2 separate regions of the Homo sapiens genome follow, and region 2 is linked to region 1. Evidence: read pairs that join two places in POLR2A ChIA-PET (ENCODE). Cell type or tissue: MCF 10A. All regions are shown on one strand. Each heading gives the region's core, and the rest is flanking DNA. Links, peaks and the distances in the headings are about the cores only.

The links. Peaks named below come from ENCODE experiments on the same cell type or tissue, not always from the same donor. Only the 100,000 strongest peaks of a DNase experiment are listed, where the experiment ranks them.
Region 2: POLR2A ChIA-PET joins it to region 1 with 5 read pairs; 2 of 35 experiments call an interaction of 5 or more read pairs at or near these places.

What each region holds. Positions count from the first base shown.
Region 1 is chr15:33,237,337-33,250,080 of GRCh38, forward strand. It overlaps the pseudogene TMCO5B. Among named protein-coding and RNA genes, the nearest start is that of FMN1, 49 kb to the left of the region's middle. RefSeq lists a silencer at 889-1,058. In MCF 10A, for the core only: a CTCF peak has its summit at 5,516 (motif pointing right); DNase peaks (open chromatin) are centred at 5,765 and 6,765.
Region 2 is chr15:33,727,705-33,740,448 of GRCh38, forward strand. It overlaps RYR3 (ryanodine receptor 3), which reads left to right. Exons shown (of 104, transcript NM_001036.6): 47 at 1,153-1,322; 48 at 3,770-3,990; 49 at 8,531-8,621; 50 at 10,746-10,886; 51 at 12,128-12,291. Among named protein-coding and RNA genes, the nearest start is that of CHRM5, 230 kb to the right of the region's middle. RefSeq lists an enhancer at 10,347-10,887. In MCF 10A, for the core only: a CTCF peak has its summit at 8,135 (motif pointing right); no DNase peak of the experiment used is centred there.

The sequences.
Region 1 (12,744 bases), core at 3,725-8,724:
GTCCAGTCAGAGATTCAGGTATAGTTTAGACACAGATTTAGGAACTCCCCATGTCTGACTCTCTACTTTTTCCCCAGTATCTTTGGCTGCCTCAAACTCTTTATTCTCTATTTTGTTAGTCCAAAAAGACTATAGGTTTTCTCTGCTGGTGCATCTTACACACCCAGTTTGGTCTTTCTTCAGGCTAGAAACTATAAAAATAGGGGAAATAATGCCCATCATTCTCTTTTTCCAAGTGCCAGATCCCTTCCAGAATCTGCTTGCTTTTATTCACTCGCCAATACCTTCTGTTCATTGTTTGTTCATTTGTTTTATTTTGTTTTGTTATCCTAAGTTTCATTTTATGCAATAGGATTGAGTCCATTAATGGAAATGCCTGTAAATAATACCAGCAAATAATGCCTGCAAATGCTTGCAAATAATTCAATAAAGCAAGAAAAAGAAATAAAAAGATAAAGACTGAAAAGGAAAAAGTACAATTGTTATTATTTATAGTTGAGAAGCTAAAAGAAATTTTTAGAATAGGTGAATTTAGTGAGATTAATGATACAAGTTCAATATATAGAAACCAATTGTATTTCTATGCACTAACAGTAATCAATTAAAAAATCAAGGCTGGCATGTTGGCTCACACCTGCAATCCTAGCACTTTGGGAGGCCAAGGTGGGAGGATCGCTTAAGCCCAGGAGTTTGAGACCAGCCTGGGCAACATAGTGGGACCCTGTCTCTATTTTATTTTATTATTTTATTTTTATTTTTTGAGATGGAGTTTCGCTCTGTCACCCAGGCTGGAGTACAGTGGCATAACCTCCTCCTCCCGGGTTCAAGCAATTCTCCTGCCTCAGCCTCCCAAGTAGCTGGGACTACAGGCATGTGCCACCACACCTGGCTTTTTTATTTTTTTTATTTTTTTATTTTTAGTAGAGACAGAGTTTCACCATGTTAGTCAGGCTGGTCTCGAACTCCTGACCTCAGGTAATCCACCTGCCTCAGCTTCCCAAAGTGCTGGGATTCCAGGCATGAGCCACCACACCTGGCCACCGTCTCTATTTTATTTTTAATATTAATAAAAAAAGAAAATCAAATTAACACAGCATTCACAGTTGCATTAAAAATATTAAATACCTAGGAATAAATCTGATGGAAAGTGTATAAGAACACCACACAGAAAACTGTAAAACGTTATTTTGAGAAATTAAATATCTAAATAAACGAAGGGATAAAGATATCATGGTGTGTGAAACTATTGTTTATTTTTATTATTCTTTTTGAGATAGCATCTCACTCGGTGGTCCAGGCTGGAATACAGTGGTGCAATATATCTCACTTTTACCTCAACCTCCTGGGCTCAAACCATCCTCCTGCCTCAGCCTCCTGAGTAGCTAGGACTATAGGCACACACAACCATGCCCAGATAATTTGTTTTATTTTTTGTAGAGATAGAGTCTTGCTATGTTGCCCAGGCTAGTCTCGATCTCCTGGCCTCAATAGAACCTCCCCCGCCCCACAGTCTCCCAAAACACTGACATTACAGGCATGAGCCACAGCACCTGGCCATGGAAAATTATTGTTTAGATACTAATTATCCTCTCACTTTATCTATAGATTCCATGTAACTCCAATCAACATCTCAGCAAGGTTTTTTGTTTTTGTTTTGGTAGAAGTTGAAAAACCGATTTTAAAATTTATATAGAAATTCAAGGGGCCAAGAAAGCCAAGATAATCGTGCAGAATTTAAGCTACCATATCAATACTAATTATAAAGCTATAATAATTAGTGTAGTTTTGGCACAAGGATAGGAACAGAGACTAATTGTACAGAATAAAGCATCCAGAAACACTCACACATATATGGTCACCAGACATAAAATAAGACACCACTGCAAATGAATAGTATCTTCAATAAATTGTGCTGGATCAATTGGATATCCATATGGAAAAAAAACCCCACAAATTTTAATCTCTACCTCACACCACAGAAAAGAAAATAAATTCCAAAAGAATGTAAACCTGAGTAAAAGGTAAATGATAAAAAATTCTAGGGGAAACCACAGAGAGTAGTTTTATGACCTCTAAAAGGCAGAAAGCAAAAAAGAATGGATTGACACATTTCACAGATTAGATTTTTTTCTAAATTAATAACTATTGTTTATCCAAAATGTCATTAAGAAAGTAAAAAAGGAAAGCCTCAGAATAGACTATAATACACACATTTGACAAAGGATCTTATGAAAAAAATAAGGAACTCCTACAAATCAATTAGAAAAAGACTAACCATCTCACAGATGCAGGCGAAAGACATGTCACAAAAGAGGACATTCAAATTTCCAAACTGTGTGAAAAGCTGTAAGACATCATTATTAATCAGCAATAAAATGCACATAAAATATCATTATTGAGTAATAAAATGTTTTTTAAATCAAAATTGTATACATCACTACACCCTTCTGCCAGAATAGCTAAAATCATAAAGGCTATAAATACTGAGTGAAAGTAAGGATGAGGAATAGCTAGAACTCTTGTACATTTTTTATGGGAGGGGATATTGGTACAGGCACTTTGGAAAATTGTTCAGCTTATCTAGTAAACCAAAGATGTATATACTCTGTGACCTAGAAATTCTATTCCTTGGTATCTAACCCAAGAAAAATGAGAGGATACATCCATCAAAAGACATGCACAAGAATACTTGTAGCAGCTTTATTATAAATTTCCAAACTGGAAATAAGCAACATGTTCCTTAAGAGTAGCATAGATAAATTGTGCCATATTTCTATAATAGAATATAACAGCCATGAAAAAGAACAAATCATGCAGCAATGCGAGTGAGTCTTAGTGAAAGCCAGACACAATCAAGAACATACTAAATTTATATAAAGTTCAAGAATGCTTTAAAAAGAAAGAGATGCAAGTCAGGCTAATGGTTACTTTTCCAGGAGTATTGACTGGGAGGAGGGGACAGGGAGGTTTTCGGGAACTCAGAATGTTCCACAGCTTGATCTCAGTGGTGTTATCATGTATAAAAATTCACCAAGCTATATAAAATTTGTGCACTCTATGTACATTATATAATGCAATTGAAAAGTATAAATAATCAAAAGGAAAGTGTGACAAGTCCTGAGACATACAGTCTATGGAAAGAAAGTATAAAAGGGCATCACTGGGGCCTCTGGTCAGTCTGGTGGACCCACTGCATCCTGGGAAAGGGGACAGCACACACACATAAAGGAATATTTCTGGGCCCCTAGTCCTCTTTTTACTACGTTTCTTCCTCTCTGAACATAGCTCCAGATAATTTTCAGGAACTGCATGCCTCTGAGGACATGTGAAAAGAACATTAGGGCCGGGCACGGTGGCTCACGCCTGTAATCCCAGCACTTTGGGAGTCTGAGGCGGGTGGATCACCTGAGATCAGGAGTTCGAGACCAGCCTGGCTAACATGGTGAAAACCTGTCTCTACTAAAAATACAAAAATTAGCTGGGCGCAGTGGCACATGCCTGTAATCCCAGCTACTTGGGAGGCTGAGGCAGGAGGATCGCTTGAACCTGGGAGGTGGAGGTTGCAGTTAACTGAGATCAGACCATTCTACTCCAGCCTGGGCGACAAGAGTGAAACTCTGTCTCAAACAAACAACAACAATAACAACAACAAAGAGAAGAACATTAAAAAGAGATTTTTTTTTTTTGAGACAAAATCTCACTCTGTTGCCTAGGCTGGAGTGCAGTGGCCTGATCTTGGCTCACTGCAACTTCCACCTCCTGGGTTCAAGGGATTCTCATGCCTCAGCCTCCCAAGTAGCTAGGATTACAGGCGGCCGCCACCATGCCTTGCTCATTTTTGTTTTTTTTTAGTAGAGACGGGGTTTCACCATGTTGGCCAGGATGGTCTCGATCTCCTGACCTCAGGTGATCCACCCGCCTCGGCCTCTCAAAGTGCTGGGATTATAGGCATGAGCCACCGCGCCTGGCCAAAAAGAGGCTTTTAAAACACCAGTTGCTGAGGAAGGCAAGAGGAAAGCCTGAATGCTGTTGGTTTTCCAGTCTGAACCATGGAGCGGAGGCTGAAAGAGATGACTTGTTGGAGGCCATTTACACAGTGACACACACTGTGCTGAGAAGCACCCCGCCCTTCAAAGGCCGCCTGGACTGCCGGACTGCTACTGCAGTCTGTCAGGGAGGCCATTTTTCTAAGCTTACATTTGTTTTTCAAGAAGCAGCGTCTCCTTTTCCTCTTTCATCTTCCTCAGAACTTCCTGGTATTTCTTTCCATGAAGTTAAAAAATAAACAAAGTCATAAATGGAAAATTTCCATATCTCATCATGATGTCATTGATAAAAACATTCTGCTAATTATTTTCCAAACAATATACTCATCAGTATGCACACACCAGTGGGGGAGGGGTTCTAATAAAAAATTCAAAGATATTAGTGACCGGAATGGATGTGTATGAACAAAAAGAGCTCCCTCCCATTCAGGTCCCTGCTTGTATTCAAATCCCAGCTCTGACGTTTACTAGCTGTGTTCCCTGTTACTAGCTGCATTCTAACTTCCTGAAACCTCATTGTCCCCTTGATCATAACTGTCACGCTCATAGAATTATTGAACAAATTGATTGAGAAAAATACTATAGGCTGAGTGCTTAGCACAGTACTTGGCACAAAGTAAATCCTTAACATACATCCGTCTTCTTGTTGCTGTTGTATACAGAGCATTTTCCCTAGTGACACATTCTAGCCTAATGAAAAACCAAGGAACCCATGGCCTTGGAGATATTCTGCCTCTACTCGGACTTTTCCTCCACATGGGTTGCACCTTTATGTAGTAGACCTGGTCCTTACAGAGGTCAGACACAGATTGGTAGTCACTCTCTATCTAAAAAGAAAGAAAATTAACAAACCTCATGAGTTAAATCAGAACCAAGCCCAGTCTCCTCCCTGGGGCCCTACCTGGTGCACTGGCACTTGGCTGGTTACCTAGCAACTCCTGACTTGAAGGAAAAACAGTCACATCACAAAGAGGTGATCTCATCATTAGGCACAGGGTCTGGTTTTAAGCAAAGGAAATATTTTGCCCAAGTTGTCATCTGCCTCTCATGTGAAATACCAGGGGACGTGTCAAGGCACTTTGGTTTGGAATTCAACAATGGTATTTGACACAGAGATGTAAGAAATGGTAAAAGCAGTATTTTTAATAGAAGTTTTCTTTCCCTTCAGCTGCATAAGAATGCATAAGAATCAGAAATTCATTTGCAAGATGTTTTTGTACCTCCCCCTCCTATGCCTCAAGCAGATCTGTTTCTAAGACCCTTGGGATTCTCTCCCATTCTATCCCGGGCAGACCCTCAGTGGAAGAGACATTGCCTCTGCCTTGGCCAGTTCCTCCTCTTGCTTTGCACAGGACTCTGTTGACTTCTGTAGTCTTGCCTGTGGAAGACAATGAGTGACGGCAGAAAGTTACTAGCATTCTTTTATGGAAGGGAAGTGGGTAATTACCATATCCAGACCAGCAGAGGGCATGACACTAATGGCTATCATGTTGAAGACATCTGATAACAATTTAGGGTGGGCACTTGTTATTACCCCCTCCCCTCTCCATTTTACAAATGAGGAAACAAAGGCGCAGAGAAGTTGAGTATGTAACTTGTTAAAGTTTAAAGTGGCAGAGCTGACATTTACGCCTCAGTAGGCCAGTGCCCATTCAGTGAACCCAGCCATCCTCCTTCCTCCAGGCCTACTGACCAAAGCTCACAAGCCTCTTCCTCCCACTCATATTTCATAGGGTGCACTGGCATGTCCCCTGAATCACACAGAAAATAAAAGAGAAACCTGGGCCAGGCGTAGTGACTCACGCCTGTAATCCCAGCACTTTGGGAGACCAAGGCAGGCAGATTGCTTGAGGTCAGGAATTCAAGACCACCCTGGCCAACATGGTGAACTCTGGCCAATGTGGTAAAACCCCATCTCTACTGAAAATACAAAAATTAGCCAGGTATCGTGGCGTGTGCCTGTAGTCCCAGCTACTCAGGAGGCTGAGGCAGGAGAACTGCTTTAACTCCCGGGAAGCAGAGGTTGCAGTGAGCCGAGATCTTACCACTGCACTCCAGCCTGGGTGATGGAGAGAGACTCCATCTCAAAAAAAAAAAAAAAAAAAAAAGAGAGAGAGAAACCTGGTTTCTCTTTTTCTGAGAAATACATAAGACAGTGGAGCTCTTGTATAGTGGGCTCAGTTAAATTGCCACACTCACCACATAAGTATGCAGAGAGCTTCCTAATAGGGGTTTTCCCCACTATTGGGTGTCCAGTGTAGTCATTCATTCAATATATATTTATTGGGCATCTACTATGTGCCAGGCACATAGTTCTAGGCCCTGGGGAAACAAATGAACAACATAGGCAACAATTCATGTTCTCAATGAGTTTATCTTCTAGCAGAGGAAAAAGATAACAAAATAAATTTTAAAAAAACTTCTTTGGCCTTTGAGCCATGGGTTGGAAATCAGAAGATCATGACACATCCCTGTATGACTATGGGAGTCAATATTTTCTTCCTATTGAATATCTTATTTGTGTGTCCTCACTTAAATAATAAGCTTCTGGAGGGCAGGTCCCAATGGGCATTCAGAACATGTGTTTTATCGACTGATGGAAGATGGGGACTCTGGAGCAGTTCCCTCCACTTTGATCCACTGCAGTCATCTCTGCTCCTAGTGTGACTAGTGATGTCATAAATGCCCCCACAGGCCATGGGATTACATGCAGAGAATAAAGGACAGTGACTCATCTCTGATAAGTACACAGACATAACCAGTACATACCCTAGGGTAGTCCTTGAGAGCAATTTCTCACAGGACCTAGAATTGACACATCTCCCAGAAAAATCTGTTTGTTTTTTCTACTCACCTTCATTTCCTCCAGGATCTGCTTTGTGGTTTCTTCTTCAAGGCCAATATTTGTAAATAACCCTGAAATCTAAAATACCATTCAAAAAATCATGAACTAAGTAAGGCACACAGACATGAAAACCTGGGCCAGTGGCAGACTGGGGTCCCAGGCTGCAGATGGTGGTTACTAATTCGGGCCCTGGATAGAAGCTTGGAAGAAAAGCATCTCCTTCTCTCTGTGGAGGCTGCCTGACTCCATGTGGGCTAGACAGACTTTTCTGTTCCCACAGCCCATGGAAGAAAGTGCACAGTGAGGAGGGGAGGACAATGAGAAAGGGAAGAGAGAATGGGGCAGAGTGGGAGGAGGGATAAGTCTTTTCCCCCTCTAAAGCCCTTTAGCCCTCTCACCACAATCTGTAATGCCCAGAGAACAATTGGCAGCAGCAGTGCAGAGGGAGCATGCAAACTTTGCCAGTTGCTCCTTCTTCTCCAGTCTCTGTGATTACAGAGTTCTGGAAGATAACTCTTATTGATAAGATTCCTAAGAAACGAGGCTTGTTTCCAGGGCATGCTTTGCTATGTGGAGAACAGCCTTTCCGTTAACGTTTATGTATATCTTTTCTCATTCTGAATGTGCCTAGGACCCCTCCTGCATACTCCCAGCCCAGCCCACCAGCCTTTCTCTTGTGAAGACACAATGTTCTTAGGGACTCGGGGACCCTAAAAAACCCAGGGCTCCCCTTACCTTTTTCTGAACCTCCACCACATTCCTGCTTAGGATTGCGTTACTTTTCTCCTGTGGGGAAAAAGAAAGTCAAGGGAAGAAAGTTGCTCTGCCGTCATCTCTCCCCCTTCATCAGGCCACTGGAATAATATCTGGGGATTAGTCTATCAAGTCGGAAAAGTGCACTCTGGCTCACACAGCAGATCTGGGAAAAAAGCCTCTTCGGCCCCCATGCCCAGTGCTTCATTCCCAGAACACTCTCTTAAACAGCCATGATTTGAGACACAGAAGCAATGAACATGGGATGAATTCCTGGGAAGGAGAGCAGCAGAATGCAAACAAAATGCATCCAATGGTCCTTTTCTAGACACCTCCTTACCAGCTTTGCTGTCTCTAATTCCAGCTCCCTCAGGGATTCCTCCTGTTCATCTATGACATAGTTCAACTCCTCCTCCTCTTTGGCTTCTTCTAGTGACAAGGCCAGCTTTCTTTCCAGGCTGAGAAATATAAAGTCACCCAGGTGTGGCTCAGCCCCTAAGAAAGCTGCCAGGGCCCCAATTTGAGAAGCTACTTTCGAAGTCTCAGGAAGTCAGAGTAACTACCAAATGCAATGGCGATAAAATGTCAACCTAATGTGAAAATTTAATGCAAAAATCTATACCTGAAGTATTTTGAGGGCACTGTAGTTCATACTTTAGGATTTAAATAAAACGTCAAGATTCACCATCAAATAAGTGAAACTTTCTTCCACCTGTATCCCAAAGGACCTGCAGGGGCGGGGAGGCCCTTCCCCCACCAACCACAAAGCCTTACCTTGAAATAGTTTCTTCTTTCTCTTTAATCTTTCTAAGGAGAACCTGATTCTCCATATCCAGTTTCTGCAGGTCCTTTTCAAGGTCTGAATTCAGGCAGTCAAGGTTCTGTTTTACAGCTTCTAATGCTGGTAATTATATCGTCTGCTACCTACAGAAAATCATCTTTATCACCAACCTCAGGACAGGAAAACATAGGAGCCCTAAGAAGACGTTCCCCTATAGTTTCACTCATTCTCTTATCTTCTGTTGTTAATAAGCTTAACCAGCCTTATTTTGTTTTCCATGATAAATTGATTTCTACACTATTTTGCATAAAGTAAATTCCTGGAGTGGAGCCACATTTTAATTTTAAATACTATAAATGGAACCCACTGAAACAAAGCTTTCATGAAGCAAAAAAAATATTTTTTCTATGAATACTTTAACACACTTGTTTTAAAATATCTTAGATGAAGTATGCAGAATCCAAGTGATACCTCTAAAGCATTTAGAGACCTGCAAGGGAAAGGCTTCTCCTTTTGCTATCTTCTAACCTAGTCAGGCAGGGACATGGGCTGAGTAGAGGCCAAAAGGGTGATGAATCTTTTTCCTGCCAGACTGATTAGCTGTTTGAGACACTAGAGATCTTTGAAAATCCCATCATTATTCTGATGAAGAACAGAGAACTGAAGCCAAAGTTTCTTATCCCTAGGAAGCCTCCTCAGACTTGAGGAGATAAATTCTCACACAGTGGAGTTCTTCCTTACTGGATTGCTGGAGACTCTTCCCGTGGAGCTTCCTCTACTGAACTCTTTTATTATTCCCATACTTACACATCATCCAGTGGATTCTGTCCAACGTCTTCCATCATAGCGTCCCTAAAATGTGAACACAAACATCCGTTATGGAAAAGCCCCTAACAGCCAATGCAGTAATTGCCCCAGGAATGAGCAGGTAAAAGGTAGACCTTGCGTTCAGGCCACACAGAGCCAAGAAGAAACGTAAGCCTCCTACACTCTCATGCTTCCCATGATCAATTGCAGTATTTTTTACAAGCTAAATTTCAGTAAACCAGATCATATTTTAATTTAAAAATCTCATAAATGAAACCCACTGGAGCACAGGAATCTTTTTGTTTTCAAAATTTTCCACACTTTGGCTCCACTTTCCTTTTCTCACCTACATTTGTCCCGTCACAAGTTACTAAGAGTACTCATGTATGTCTATTGACAAATATACTGAGTGTTTGTTTTTAACCAAACCTTCAGAGAAACTTTAAAAAATAGTAGAAGAGTTAGAGGGTACCAAAAAGTTGGCTGACTGATTTCTATTAGCTTATTACCATCCTACTTTCAAAAAATCTCTATTATAAGTGGAGTTAACCCTAAAACAACAGCAGAAACAGCAGCATGGGCAACAGGATACAACTACTGAAAGGAAGAAACACATGTCAGGCTCTCAGACACAGCATATCCTAATCATCGCACTACACAAGTTCAGGACCAAATCCAACCTAAGAAAAGTAGAGAACAAAATCTGTATTCTCCTTTCACATTGCATCTTCTCTTCTTTTCCCTTCCTGTTTAAGCTCTTTTGTTTTAATCTCCTTTTCAATTTCTTCTCCTGTCTCCTCCTTTTTTTTTTTTTTTTCCCACTCTCCCTGGATTTTACTTTTCTTTCTATGGTCTTTACACATAGCAATGTGGTGTGATGATGATGCCCTCTGAGCTCACCCTTCTCTTCCCAGTTGAGATTTCTTCTGATCCCAACAGAGATTTCCAACTGAACGTCAGAACTATCAGAAAGGGCAATGCCTTACTGATAGTAAGCACGCATAGCTGGACCTATTATATAATCTCTGGCTGGGCCGGCCAGTGTGTCATAGTGGGTTGGGTGGGTGAGGGTAAGCAGGGGGGCGGGTGGGGCAGCAACAATCCATCTGTGGCATCACTGTGGGCACAGTGGGAGCAGAGTTCAGCCCTTTAGGACGGTCTAGATCTCTTCTGTAGCAGCAATAAGATCTATGAAACAGATTTCTAGGTACAGTTTAAATCTCTTCCAAAGCAGTAATCAGTTTTATAGAACATATTTCATTTTTCCAAATCTCTAGGCCTAATGGTACCTGTGATCACTTTCATTTCTCTTCCATGATCTCTGTGTGGCATGTGTACAAATTGCTGTCCCCAAATCCAAAGTGTGCATCTATATTGAATGCATCCAGGAGCTATAAGGTAGGGATGTCAGAGAGCAAGCCAGGAAGGACCTGAGAGAAGACTTATCTAATAGCTAAGCAAGCCCTCATTCTCACCCAATCAGATTCTTGGAGTTGCAAAACAAGCCTCTTTATTTTCCCTTAACTGGCAATGCCATCATTGGGAAAAAAGGATCTGACGTTTCAAAGGTGGAAGGAGTGTGTGGAGGTGGAACAGGAAGGAAGAGGAGCGTAGGGTCCAGAGATTCCATTTTACTGCCTACTCCTTTGGAATTCCCTCTTCGCTTTTTGAAGTCTTAAATTGCCGGAACAGTAGATGGCATTTTACACGTCAGTGTCACTCTACTAACCATTCCTGGATTCTTCTCTGTGTTGACTAAGAAGATGAGGCAGGATACAGAATTGAAGAGATATCAATAAAGGTGTGTGCTTGGACTTCAAGTCTGTCCATTTCTGTCCTGTATACGCAATTTGCTCCCCTATGATCTTTTCTGTTTCTTTCTTTCTTTTTTTTTTAGCTCAAAATGAGAGAATTCTTCTATGATTTAAGTCTAACCTTTTCCAGATAAATTGTACCAATCTCAAGTTGCTGAAAAGTCCTTATAAGACACACTACTGTTTCTCCCAAAACATCTCTCCCGTGCAGTAATATCTCCCATAATCTTATCCATCCTTTTCAGTTAGCTGAAATGCTGCTTCTGTTTCAGTAGGTAGCTGGTAAGACATGAGCAGAGCCGGAAAGGGCTTTCCTGCCACACACACACACACACACACACACACACACACACACACACACACCACACACACACCAGGAATCAGAAATGTGAGGCGACCATCAGGTGATGGTCAGGCTGTTGTTACAGTGCCTCTCTAAAATAATAATTGGTTGCAGCCGGTGCCAGGGAAAGGCCGTCTCCCAATAAATACAAACACCTGAAGTTGGTGATCAGCCGCTTTCTGGTAAGATCTCAGGAGCTGGGCAAGGGGGCTCAAGCATGTACATTAAGAAGCAAAATGGGAGAGTTTAACTGGTATATGACTTCCTAGGAACATTTGACTGGTAAGGGAAGAATGCCTCGAATGAGCACATGAACAACTCTAGGAAACACACTGCGCACCTCACCTCCCAAGTGCTAGCAGGCCACTGCGCATGCGGACAGCCTACTCCAAGGGAAAAATCGGAGACAGGACGCAAGACCCCAGAAATATGGCAACATGTGAAACCTCAAGTCAAAGGTCAAACCGTGCACTTGATCTCTCAAGTTGCACGCTTGGCCCTCTTCCGAGTGTACTTTACTTTGTTTCATTTCTGCCCTAAAGCTTTTTGTTTCTCTTTCACACTCCACAACTCCCCTCTAAAGCTTTTTGTTTTTAAATTTTTTAAATTTTTAAGAGATGGAGTCGCGCTCTGTCGCCCAGGCTGGAGTGCAGTGGTGAGATCTCGACTCACTTCAAGCTCCGCCTCCCGGGTTCACGCCATTCTCCTGCCTCAGCCTCCCGTAAAGGTTTTTAATAAACTTCCCTTCCTTCTCTAAAACTTGCCCCGGCCTCTCCTTCTGCCTATGGCTTCTCGGTTGAATTCTTTCTTCTGAGGAGGCAAGAAGTGATGTTACTGCAGACCCATATGGATTTGCCACTGGTGACACCTTGTACAGCTTCCTGGATGCCAGCCCCAATCCTGGCAGAATGATTCCCTCTAACCTCTTTTTGCCTCTTTGGGGATTTTTATATAGTTTTTAGGAATATGAGCATACTGGTCTTCATCCCACAATTAGGCCACAAACCCTTTGAAAGTGCGTGTGTTAATCAAAACCATTTTTATGTATCTCCTCAGTTGGGCTACAGGGGCACTGTTCACAGGAAATTCAACAGGAATGGTGACTCCTGAAATTGTTCAAGAAGGGACCTTGGGCAAATTACTTAAACTCTCTCCAAGCACAAGTCTCCTGACTCGTGAAATGAGCACTACTTCTACTTTACAAAGTTGCGGTGATTGATTAGATGAAATCACATATGTTAAGCTCCTAACACCATGGCTGACATACAGTGAGCGGCATCTAATTCTCCCTAATATGGTACGTGTTTTATTTTTTTTATCTCATCTTTCTTCTGCACATGGCATATGCTATTTTT
Region 2 (12,744 bases), core at 5,159-10,158, 490 kb after region 1:
CTGGGCTGGCTCGGACTTAATTTTTGTCCTCTCAGGGTTCCTTATGAAGTCCCACACTTTTCCGGTACAGTATTTAAATATGCTGTGGCTATAGCGTGCTCATTTGGGGGTCCTCTTTCCTAGTTTTTAGTGTCAACAAAACAGGAAGAGGAAATTGTTTTCTATCCTCACTCGAAATCCTGTCTTTATTCTCCAGCTCAAGCAGTTTTTATTTTCTTCATAGTATTTCCCCACTTCACCTTTGAACCTCTTGATTAAGATTAGAATTCTTGGATGACCTGATTTACATTTCACCTAAATCAGACGATTATTTCCAAATATTGCAACAGTATGTCCTCGAAGTTTATTCTATTTATGATGTAATAACTACAGACATGACATATTAAACTTAATCTGTCTTCATTCATGTTTTCTCCCTCACTTACTTAGGTTTCAAATCAACAAAGCAATAAATCGAGCCCTGATTCCTAGCATTTGCCCATTTCTGTAGTATAAACTTTCTCACCATGGCCAATTTCAAGCCACCAATGTAATGTCACTGAACACAGAGTTGGGAAGAAAATGGACATGGCACACCATTAGATTGTATTCCTAACACACAAATACAATTGATGCAAAAAACCTCAAGAGTATAGTTCACAGTGAAATAATTAGGAAGTAATAAGCTCTAGTATTTGTTACCTTTTTTAAATATCTACTTAATTGTAAATTCTAATTTTTAATAATGAGCATGTTTAACAACTGGCTGGAATTTTAAACTGGCTTTTCAACAAAGTACAAGCTGCCTTCAGCGCAGCACTGTACAGATTGAGTATTCCTTATCCTAAATGCTTGGGACTAGAAGCGTGTTGGATTTTTTTGGATTTTGCAATATTTGCGCTATACTTACCTGTTGCATATCTCAAATCTGAAAATCCAAAATCCAGAATACTCATGAGCATTTCCATTGAGCATCATGTTGGTGCCCAAAAAGTTTCAGATCTTGGTGCATTTCAGGTTTCAGATTTTTGGATTTGAGATGCTCAATCTGTATTTTTCCAAAAATTCTTGTCCCTTATAGGGAGAATAAGCTATAGACAGACAAGCTCTGTGTTATCTTTTGAGACTTTGGAGACAGGAAAAGGGAAATTACATTTTCTATGTGTCTTTCAGATGGGTCGGTCAGTGAGCCAGATATGGCGGCCAATTTCTGCCCTGACCACAAGGCACCTATGGTGCTGTTCTTGGACCGCGTTTATGGCATTAAGGATCAAACTTTTCTGCTCCACTTGCTGGAGGTTGGATTTTTACCTGACCTAAGAGCTTCTGCCTCTCTAGATACAGTAAGTTGCAAAAATAACAAAAAATTATTGTTCCCATCATTGTGAAATTAGTAATGTTGGACTTCGAAGCAAATATTTTCTCTTTACTCACCAATTACATTTTAATAGCTTACTTTAATGGGTGAGAAAATAGAGGTATCATGAAATGGAAGATCTTAATTTATTGGGCCAGAGACTTAGATATAGGTCAATTTGACCCCAAATCCAACTCCCTCAATTGCAGAGTTTTTTTAACCTTGACAGTAAATGTTAAGGGGCTATCCTGTGCATTGTAGAACGTGTAGCAACATCCCTGGCCTCTACCCACTAGATATCAGTAGCACCCCAGTTCACCGCGAATCCCTGCCAAAATCAATTTCAGATATCACCAGATGTCCCCTCGGGGACAAAATCACCCTCTGGTGAGACCGTGTCTCTATTGCCTTTGAAAAAGGCTGGCTGGCAACATTATAGGCTGACATTACTCTTCACACTCTCGCTTCTTAGTTTCATGTACTGACCACCAGGATGGATAGGTCTGAAGCCAGGGGCCTGACGAAGGTCAATACAAGAGGACAAAGGCAAATATAAGTTTGGAAATCAAGGGTGAGATAGATAAGGTAGTTCACCATCAACAAACATCAAGAGAGGAGGCCCCTAGAGTTACAAAGCTCAGATACGAGATGCCACAAGTCAGAACTAAGCAGAAAAAGGTACACCAGGAGTCATAGGTCCAAGGAGAAAAGACAAACTAGATCTGCGTAAGTCTAAAAAACATCTTTCCAGTTTAGTGTTGTTTTTAGTTATAACATTTCTCAAAGGCTCCACCTGGTGTCCAACAGAGACAGAAATCTGAGCTCTGTGATGGGTTGTCAGCGGCAAATACCTTAACTTGGATGGATTCCACCTGCATGGGTTATCCAGAAATGGAAAGAAATATGAGCCCCAACCTGAGTGGGAGCTGCATTCCCATGTGTGGTATGGTGATGATAAATGGTATATATGACAGTATTAGGGTATACGATCCCTAATACTGAATAACCCAGTCTAACCCAATGTTTTGATATAATAAAACAATGAATAATTTTTTATTCATAATGAATAATTATGAATAATTATTTGTGAATAATTAAAACAATGCTTCTGCCACTGCTGTTGTTTTGAACTTTTCTATAAATTATTTGATTTTAAAAATAATTTTCTTAACTCATGGGATCTCCCCAAGCTTCCTGATCAAATAATTTAATGTTTTTATAAATCAAATAAACAGCAAATGCTATTCTAGTATCTGGTGTTCAATCACATGTTTGTCCAAACACCATCTACAACAAAAAGGTGTTATATTCAGTTCATTAACACATAGACATTCATGCATTCTCTTTTGAAAACTTATAATCTACTGAAATCAAAGCTCTGTCCTTTCTCGTTTTAAGTCTGTATATTAAAGTGATAAATGTGAAAGATTAGCTGTTTCTCCCAGCATGATTACTGAAGTTTCTAGGAGACAAACTTGATAATTTAGATAATTTATAGGAACAATGAGACATGTATATAGTTCAAAGAAAATGGTTTTTCAAATCATAAGTTATATAAAGTGTGTTACAGATAGAATGACTGCAGGAATCACAGGAAATGGCAATATTTCATCTCTGTGGATCTCAAGGTTTCTTTCGAAAGTTCTATAGTTTTCAAAGATGGTGGTAAAGCATGCTTTGGCTATACTTAGTGTCACTAAATGGGTTTTCCTTGTATTCCATTCATCCGTCTAAATGTACATCAAAGAGCATTGTAAGCAAGAACTATGTTAGAGTTGTACAGAAGGTCCCAAGTTTCTGTTCCTTTTCCACGTTGCCCATGCAGAGTCAGGTTCCCTTTAGTGGGGTCTACTCTAATGTCAGTATTGATTGTGAATTGCTCGAAGTGCTCACCAATTAACTGAAAGGAGTCAGAGTTCCACTTTCGCTTTCACAAAACTGGTGAATTTGAGAAACTGCTTGGCCTATAACCATTCACTAATCTTACAGTTGTAAAATTACAGTGTGTGAGTCCCTGGTAGGTGAGAAAAGAGAGCGAAAACCAGAATAGTAATGTAGTATCCTGGCAACTAGACTTTGCAAGCATCAAAATGTTGGGTTAGACTGGCCATCAGCTGATTTTAATGAGTTCAAAATTCTTTTGAAGGGAACAGATATTTATAGGATCATTTGGGAAGACTTAGAGCCAGCTAGCCTTTGTTATGATTTTTTTGTGTGTTTTTTTTTTGTTCTTTCTTTTAACTTGATTTTTTTTCATTGAAAATGCAAAAAGAAAAATAGAACTGCCGATAAGGTAGAAAGTTGTTCACTGCCTTGCTATGCAACGTGGACATATATAAGCTCCCACAGCTTGCTACATGGGAACTCTGTGCAGAGCCAGCTTTGCTCTGTTCCTCAGGGCAATTAACCTGTGTCCCAATCTTCTTTCTCTAGGTTTCCCTAAGCACCACAGAGGCTGCGCTTGCACTAAATAGGTATATATGTTCTGCTGTGCTCCCGCTCCTCACAAGATGTGCCCCTCTCTTTGCCGGAACAGAACACTGCACCTCTCTGATTGATTCCACACTGCAGACAATATACAGGCTATCCAAGGGACGTTCCCTCACCAAAGCACAAAGGGACACTATAGAAGAATGTTTGCTTGCCATTTGCAAGTAAGTACATATCCTATGTTGTTACTTCTGTGTATGCATCCAGGTCAACTGCATTTTCCTATGTAATCTAAAAACTGGTGGTCTAGTCTAAGGAAGCTTCCAGGCCATTGTCATACACCAGCCCTCCCCCAGACATCTCATAGGATGTGCTCGGCTCCCCTATTTGCCACAGGCTCTTCCTTGAGGCTCATCTTTCCCTTTGGGGGAAGGGAGAGGGCACAGCTCAGGCTTTACCCATTACGGTTGATGGACCAGAAGACTATTTCAGGCCTAAACTGTTCAGATTAAGGGCTGTCTTCATTCTCTTCATTCTCAAGATAGAGCCAGAAGCAGATGTGTCTGTCCTCTACATGAGCATATCTTACATAGAAGCCAGACTCTGAGTGTGAATAAAAGCAACCTACCGGCTGGGCACGGTGGCTCACGCCTGTCATCCCAGCACTTTGGGAGGCCGAGGTGGGCAGATCACGAGGTCAGGAGATCGAGACCATCCTGGCTAACACGGTGAAACCCCATCTCTACTAAAAATACAAAAAAAAAAAAAATAGCCGGGTATGGTGGCAGACGCCTGTAGTCCCAGCTACTCGGGAGGCTGAGGCAGGAGAATGGCGTGAACCTGGGACGTGGAGCTTGCAGTGAGCCGAGATCATGCCACTGCACTCCAGCCTGGGCGACAGAGCAAGACTCCATCTCAAAAAAAAAAAAAAAGCGACCTACCTCTAGGCCTCCCAAGACCAGCAACAAATGAAAGAAAAAACCTCCAGTCACAGTGGGGAATTAAAGGCAATAATTTTTATGACTGCAGATGGGCATCAGAGCCAGCTGAGGACAAAAGGTAAAGTCACCCCAAGAGCCTTGGGTCTTCAGGAATCTAAGTCAAGTCTGGTAGAATCCAAGGAAGACGACCCTTTCAACAGGTCTTAGCAGCACAGGCCAAGACTATGATCTGCTATTTTTCAGCCAGTGTTTTTCCTTCTCACCTGCATATCAGAAATGCCTGATGAGTTACGAAATAAATATCCCAGTGCCCAGGCCACATCCGAGCCCAAAAAGTCAAAACTGTTAGGGATGGGACCCAAGATTCTGGCTTTTGAAGCTTCCCAAGTGATTCCAATATGTAGTCCAGATTAGGAATCACTGCTGTAGGGCACTCCAGAGAGAGGATCAACAGCCTTCCCCCTTTAGGGGCCAGCTGAGTATGGTCTTGATTTCTTGTTGAATGAGTTCTTTTCTAATCACAGATGAAATTACTATGCATTGGGGAGCTAGGGCTACCTGGAAAAAAAAACTCATCGGTCCTCACATCGATGTGAGTAGAACATCACACCAAAAGGTAATCTCAGCAATGAGATAGCACTACACACATATCAGAATGGCCAAAATGCAGAACACTGACAACACCAAATGCTGGCAAGGATGTGGAACAACAGGAACTGTCATTCATTGCTGGTGGGAGTGACAATGGTATAGTCACTTTGGAAAGTAGTTTGTCAGTTTCTTACAAAACTAAATATACTCTTAACTATATGATTCAACTATCTTACTCCTTGGTTTTTTTACCCAAATGAGTTGGAAACTTATGTCCATACAAAAACCTGTATGCAGATGCTTGTAGCAGCTTTATTCATAATTGCCAAAACTTGGGAGCAATCAAGATGTTTCTGAGTGGGCGAATGGATAAATAAACTGTGGTACATCAGACCATGGAATTTATTCAGTGCTAAAAAGAAATGAGCTATCAAGCAATGAAAATACATAGAGGAACCTTAAACCCATATTACTAAGTGCAAGAAGCTAATCCGAAAAGGCTACATGCTGTATGATTCCAACTATATGGCTTTCCGGAAAAGGCAAAGCTAAGGAAACAGTGAAAAGATCAGTGGTGTCAGGGGTTGGGGGAGGGAGAGATGAACAGGCTGAGCACAGAGAATTTTTAGGGCAGTGGAAACAGTATAATGATGGATGTATGTCATTAAATACTTGTCCAAACCAATAGAATGTACAACACCAAGAGTGAACCCTAATGTAAATTATGAAATTTGGGTGATAACGATGTTTCAATATAAGTTTATCAGTTGTCACAAATGTGCCACTGGTGAGGGATAATGATAATGGGGAAGGCTGTGCCTGTATGGGGCCAGGGATATATGAGAACTCTGAGTACCCTTTGCTCAATTTTGCTGTGAACCGAAAACTGCTCTGAAAAATAAAGCCTGTTACAAAACAGTTTTAAAATGTTGTAAAAAGGATAATCTCATGCTTATATTTCAAATATAACAATGATCACTATGTTTAAAATGCTTTTTAAAATTAAGCTGTATCTACTGTCTTTGTATTGTCTAAGGCCTACAGGCTTTAACTGCTTTATGGAACAAGCTGTGTCATTGCATGGTATTATTTTCTTGGGGTGGGGAGTAAAGGCTGGTTGATGGGAAGGAGGCCTCGACCCAGGCCCCAAAAAGGGTTTTCTCCCAGAGATCTCCTTCCCAAACCAGGCCTAATATTATGTTACTGCTTCATTCAACACAAGATTTTTATGATAACTGGCAGACAATTAAGCTAATTAGAATATTTTTGATCTTTCAAGAGAGACAAATTTCAGTGGACACACCAATTAACCTCCAGGAATTAATAAGGTACCTAGGTTTTGCACTTTGCCGCTTCAAAAGGAAGATTAATGCCCCATTATTTGTTTTTATGAGCCTCTATTTTCTTAACGGTAGAAAATGGAGTAAATAATGAGTTTACACAAAAAGAAATCGTTTCCATCAGCTTTAATTTGTAATTGGTTGGTAATGCATCAATAACAGCTGCGATCGTGTTCCACCTTTTGCTGGAGCTGAACTCCAGGTGTATTTTAGAAACCACATCAACCAAGGACCCCTGCCTCCCAACATAAGCTGTTTCCTAATAACAAAGTCGCATTGGTGAGACTGATTTGAGCTGCAAATATTTCTAAAGAATCAGACTTTGGAGAAATTCGATTTTTTTTTCTTTTTTTTTTTTTTTTTTTGAGACAGAGTCTCGCTCTGTCGCCCAGGTTGGAGTGCAGTGGTGCCATCTCCACTCTCTGCAAACTCCGCCTCCCAGGTTCACACAATTCTCCTGCCTCAGCCTCCTAAGTAGCTGGGACTATAGGCACCCGCCACCACGCCTGGCTAATTTTTTGTATTTTTAGTAGAAAAAGGGCTTCACCATGTTAGCCAGGCTGGTCTCGAACTCCTGACCTCAGGTGATCACCCCACCTTGATCTCTCGAAGTGCTGAGATTACAGGCGTGAGCCACCGCGCCTGGCCGAGAAATTGGAATTTTACATCAAACAAAAAGTAGAGCTCACAGCCCCTATTACTGTACTTTTAGAGCTTTTCTTCTTGATCACTTGAGCTCTAGATGTAGCAGGCAAACTGATACTTAACTAGGTTTTTTCATTGTTTATTTTAATAAGTCAGGAATTCACAGAATTACAGACTTATTGCACTCTTTGTATTCAAGTTAGTGAATCTTAGGTGACAATTGCTAATTAGCTGAATAATTGAAACATTGAGTGATTTTTGCATTCTAACTATTGGATTCTGAGACAAGGCTACTTACTTGCTGTGTATTTTCACCCTGGGGCTTTTTATCACAAGGCCAGCTCCAGAAACAGTTGTGAAACAGACGACTTTTGTTCTCCATCTGCATACATCCTTCTTATTGTAGATGCTCCAAGGATTTCTTCCCTGGCATTCCAACATTTAACAAAGGGGTGTCAGCTTTACCTCCTTAGCTCCTTAGGCAATAGTGGAAAAAATCCAGGGATTCATGAGCTGAACTTATATACCAAATTGTGTTTATGTGTGTACACCTTTCTCTGGAGAAAACCATAGGTTCCACTAGGTTTTTTTTAAAGTTTGGCAATGTAAAAAAAGCAAAATTCGTGTTGCTTATCTCTCCTTTCTCTACCTCAAAATTTATTTGTGCCATGAACTCTGTAATTTGATAGATTATTCTTTAAATAGTTACTGTGTTTGCCTATTAACGGAGTTGTTTTGAGAACAAAGCCTTACCCCAAACAAATGATTCCAGTAGTGAGAATTTCATGGCCCAGATCATAAGGCGGAGGGCTTTAAAGTTCTCTTCAAATCGCACCAGTAGGTGGCCTCAGATTCCACCTGTGCAGCTGCTCAACGCCAGTTTCTCCCTCTGCAGAGTTCAGGGGACCTTAGAGATGACTAGAAAATGAACTGCACCTTCTTTCTGTTATATTCTTTGCACATAATCAGTGACTATATTTTGAGTATGCATATATCCTAGAACATTTTGTCACATAGCAATTAGAATTCCACTTCGGGTATCCCAATTCATTAGCACTCTTTTTCTGAATTTTAACTGTACTCTTTTCAAGTGTTTCATCATCTACTCTTGTTTATCCGAGATCTTGTGTATTAGGAGCTGTTTTGAGGCTTGGCTGTAATATGCTTATTGTTCAGTGTTTCTTTCATTCCTCCTTTATTATTATGTTTTCATTTTATTTATCTACGTTTGTCATTTCATACTGCAGTCACTTGAGGCCTTCCATGTTACAGCAACTCCTGCGACGCCTCGTTTTTGATGTGCCGCAACTCAATGAATACTGCAAAATGCCTCTCAAGGTAAACATCACTATTGTTACAGAAATACAGTCTATTGCACAGGAAACTTGCCTTGTAATATGTGATGTCTTCACAATTTAGAAGGAAAAATACATGCTAAATGGGTTTTACTCCCTTAAGTTGATGGTTAGCTAACAAGATAGATCCCACAAAACCAAGTCCTTTCTTGAATGCCGAGGTTGAAGAAAATTGCTCCAATTTTCTTTAACTGCTTTCCACTGACTGCTTGATATTTAGCTGCATTTAATACGAGGACTTAGATTTTGTGCTTCCCCAATGTAATTAGGTTTTCAGATTGTGTTCATCTCAAAAAGCTTTGAAGGCCCTGTGGTTTTTCATTAAATTGATTAAAATGTCCCTTTTCTATTCCATACTGTTTTGTGCTTTTCTTCTTTGTAAGAAATCTTTTTTGTTTGTTTGTTTTCTACTTTTTTTTTAAATGAGATGGAGTCTTGCTCTGTCACCCAGGCTGAAGTGCAGTGGTGAGATCTCAGCTCACTGCAACCTCTACCTCCCAGGTTCAAGCAATTCTCCTGCCTCAGCCTCCTGAGTAGCTGGGACTAGAGGCACATGCTACTATGCCCAGCTAATTTTTGTGTGTTTGTTTGTTTTTTAGTAGAGATGGGGTTTCACCATGTTGGCCAGGCTGGTCTCAAACTCCTGACCTCAAGTGATCTACCTGCCTCAGCCTCCCAAAGTGCTGGGATTACAGGTATGAGCTACTGTGCCTGGCTCTCTTTCTTAACAAAAAGACCACAGACCCCTCTCTTTTATTATTATTTTTTTGAGACAGAGTCTCGCTCTTGTACTCACACTTGAGTGCAGTGGCACAGCCACGGCTTACTGCAACCTTGAGCTCCCGAGTTCAAGCAACCCTCCCTCCTCAGTCTCCCAAAGTGCTGGGATTACAGCAGGTGTGAACCACCATGCCTGGCCTTCCCTTTTTTTTATTGTCTTGTTTCTGGTTTTCTCATAAATTACAAATATTTTATCACTAGAGGCATCTGGGCCTGGTGGGAGGACACCAGAATCAGTCATCCACCCAAGCAGACAGTGTTTTTTACCTTTTATCTCTGAGGCACCTGCCATATTCCCATATGCAAAAGTGTTAGCAATGGCTAGCCACACCTGAAAATCCTACCTAATGATTTTAACAGCACTTTCCTTTATAGTCCAAGCGAGCATTTCAGGCAGCATTTTACTGTGCTAACAAGAATTCCCAGAGGGCTTTAGTTCAATCCCCTGTCTTCATGCCAGGCAGAAAACAGTTTGTATGTTCTTAGAGATTCCACAGTCCTCCAAGGGCTAATTCTACTCTCTAGCAGCCCCAGTTTTCATCTCAAAAAAATACTTTAACTGAAAACCATAGTTAAAGTATTACCATCTTAATTTGGTATTGCTTCCTCTGCAAGCCTTTGCTGCCAGCTGGATACTGGCTTTGAAGAGGCATTATTGATATCACTCAATAAGCTCACTTTTACCTCTCAAATCTGTGGGATTTTTCTTGGAGGACATGGATCACACCTGCTGGGATGGAAACATTACTGGTAACTTCTGCCCTCTACTGGCGAGATGTGAAACTGCTGTAAAGTCACTGGGGTGTGAGAGAGGGGAGAGGGAGCGGGCACGGGGAGTGGGGGCAAGGAAACAACGGGTAGTAATTGACGAGAGAAAATCTTCAGACCCACGACTTGCAGCCCACCATCCTCTCCCCATATCAGCATCCCCCAAAGATCTTCCAGAATTACAAGCAAAGGTCCCAGAAGAAATTATTTCCACCCCTGACTGGCTAGAACAGCTCACAGTGGCTACTTTCAGAAGGTAGCACTTTCTGGTGTGAACTAGAAACGGCTCCTCTCCATTTCCTAGTAACTGCTAGGGGGCACATTAGGAGGCATAAGAATTAATCAGGCAGATCCGCTCAGGCTCAAGCTGACTGTTCCCAGCTTGAGAGCAGACTGTTCCCAGCGGTGTTTGAAGGGCCTCTTTGTAGACAGCCCAGCTGTTTCGCATGTTTCATTCTCATGGTCTCTGCTTACTACTTGATTCTCTCCTGCATGTTTTTGATGCCTGTGGACTTTCTCTATGCCACCCCGCTGGTCTGTCCTGTTCTGCACCTCCCAGCTTCTGACGAATCACTATGAACAGTGTTGGAAGTATTACTGCCTGCCTTCAGGATGGGGGAGCTACGGGCTAGCTGTGGAAGAAGAGCTGCACCTAACGGAGAAGCTTTTCTGGGGGATTTTTGACTCGCTCTCCCATAAGGTAATGACAGTACTTTCTGAACAAAAAGAGAGCATCTCAGTGCTCCAGCATCTACAGATAATAACAGCCGTCATCTGTTTAGCATTCCATTTGCCAGGACCTGTGCTAAGTACTTCACAAGCATATTACGCCAATCCTTGCCCATCTCTCTGAAATGGAAACTCTCAAAATCCTTATTTTACAGGTGAAGAAAAGCCTCAGAGTAGCTGAATAAATTTTCACATTCACAAAGCTGTACGAGGGAAAGTGACTACCAGAGTGAATTCCACACAGATCATCTGATGTCAGTCTTTGATGTCTTACCTCCCCATTCGTTTCCCCCTGATTTGGTGTGGCTCCTGTCTGCCAACCTTCACTAGGCTCGAGCCAAGAGGAAAAGTCCTGACATCTGCTGTGATGGTGGGACAGGGGATTTCCAGAAGACCTTAAGCCATTCTGGGAGAGGTTCTTTGCAAGCACTCATTTGAGGAGGCTTCGAGTGAGAACTGAGAGCCTCTGAATCCCAGGCCTTACTTGAACGGTGTGATTGAAGTAGAGCTCTGACTCTTAGACTTTGCTCCACTTCCCCTAACCCAGTTTGTGAGGTCAGGAGCTTTAAAGGTAGAAAATGAGTAGGTCTGGTTTTCTTAGAGAAATCTAGAACATGCACATAGCTTGTTCACCTGCACTTAAATTTTCTTTACCCCTGGATTTCGTTGGTCTAGTATAAGCAGATCAAAAGCTCTTCCCAACCCCATGCCATTTGACTGAAATTCATTTCTGGCTGGGTTCAAGAGAGAATGATGGATATTGAGCAGCCTGCTGATGATGTCAACATATGACCCATATCAGCTACTGCAGAGCTTGGCACAGCTTACTGTGCCCTCTCCAGTTATAAGTTGGGTCCGTTTCTGTGACCATCCTTAGCAGACAAGTTTATAGTCACCTTCTGGCCTAGCGCCTAGTCACTTTAACCCTTAGGTAGTCTTGAAATTAGTCATTTAGGAGATATTGATTTAAGCCTGTTTTAAGATTTTTCAACTTAAAGCAAATGGTGACTTGAGGATTTATAGTGTTATTTCATTTTCCAAGGATACCTGCATTTCCACCAGAAAATATTTAAGGGGTTACACATTTCCCGTTTTGGTTAACCTGGATAAATGCGCGTATTTTATTTCTGTTTTCAGCTGATTGGTGATTGGTTCTGTCTAAAGGCATGGTTCTGCTTTCTCTACTAATGTGGCCTTGTTTTTCCCTCACAGAAATATGACCCAGATCTTTTCCGAATGGCCCTGCCTTGTCTCAGTGCTATAGCTGGGGCCTTGCCACCAGATTATTTAGATACCAGAATCACAGCCACGTTGGAGAAACAGATCTCAGTGGATGCGGATGGCAACTTTGACCCAAAACCTATTAACACCATGAAGTGAGTCCAGAATCATCTCTGAGCTGGTGCTGTATTTTGTCCAATAGCCAATGTTTTCTTCCAGAGGGTAGCAAGAAATGTGAGCTTTACCTCTTTCCCTCCTGCCAACACTGTTCATCATTTCTCTTGATGTGTCAAGTCCCATCAGGCACAAGGTTTAATCCATACATATCTGTATTATTATATTCTGGGTTTTTGGTGGGGGAGGAAAGGGTTGGTTTATTTTTTACCAGAGATAGACGTTCCCACACATAAATATCTCCTGAGGCACTGAGAGAACTACCCTGACAAATTATGCAATTAATTTATTAATGAGCTTTTTGACAATATCTTTGCTCATGGTGAATTAGGCTCATATGGTTCTAATAGCATCATACATCACAACAGCTCCATAAATAACACTCAGCTGTGTCCTGGCAAGGCTGCGGTGTGATGGCAGAACAGTGTGGGGTC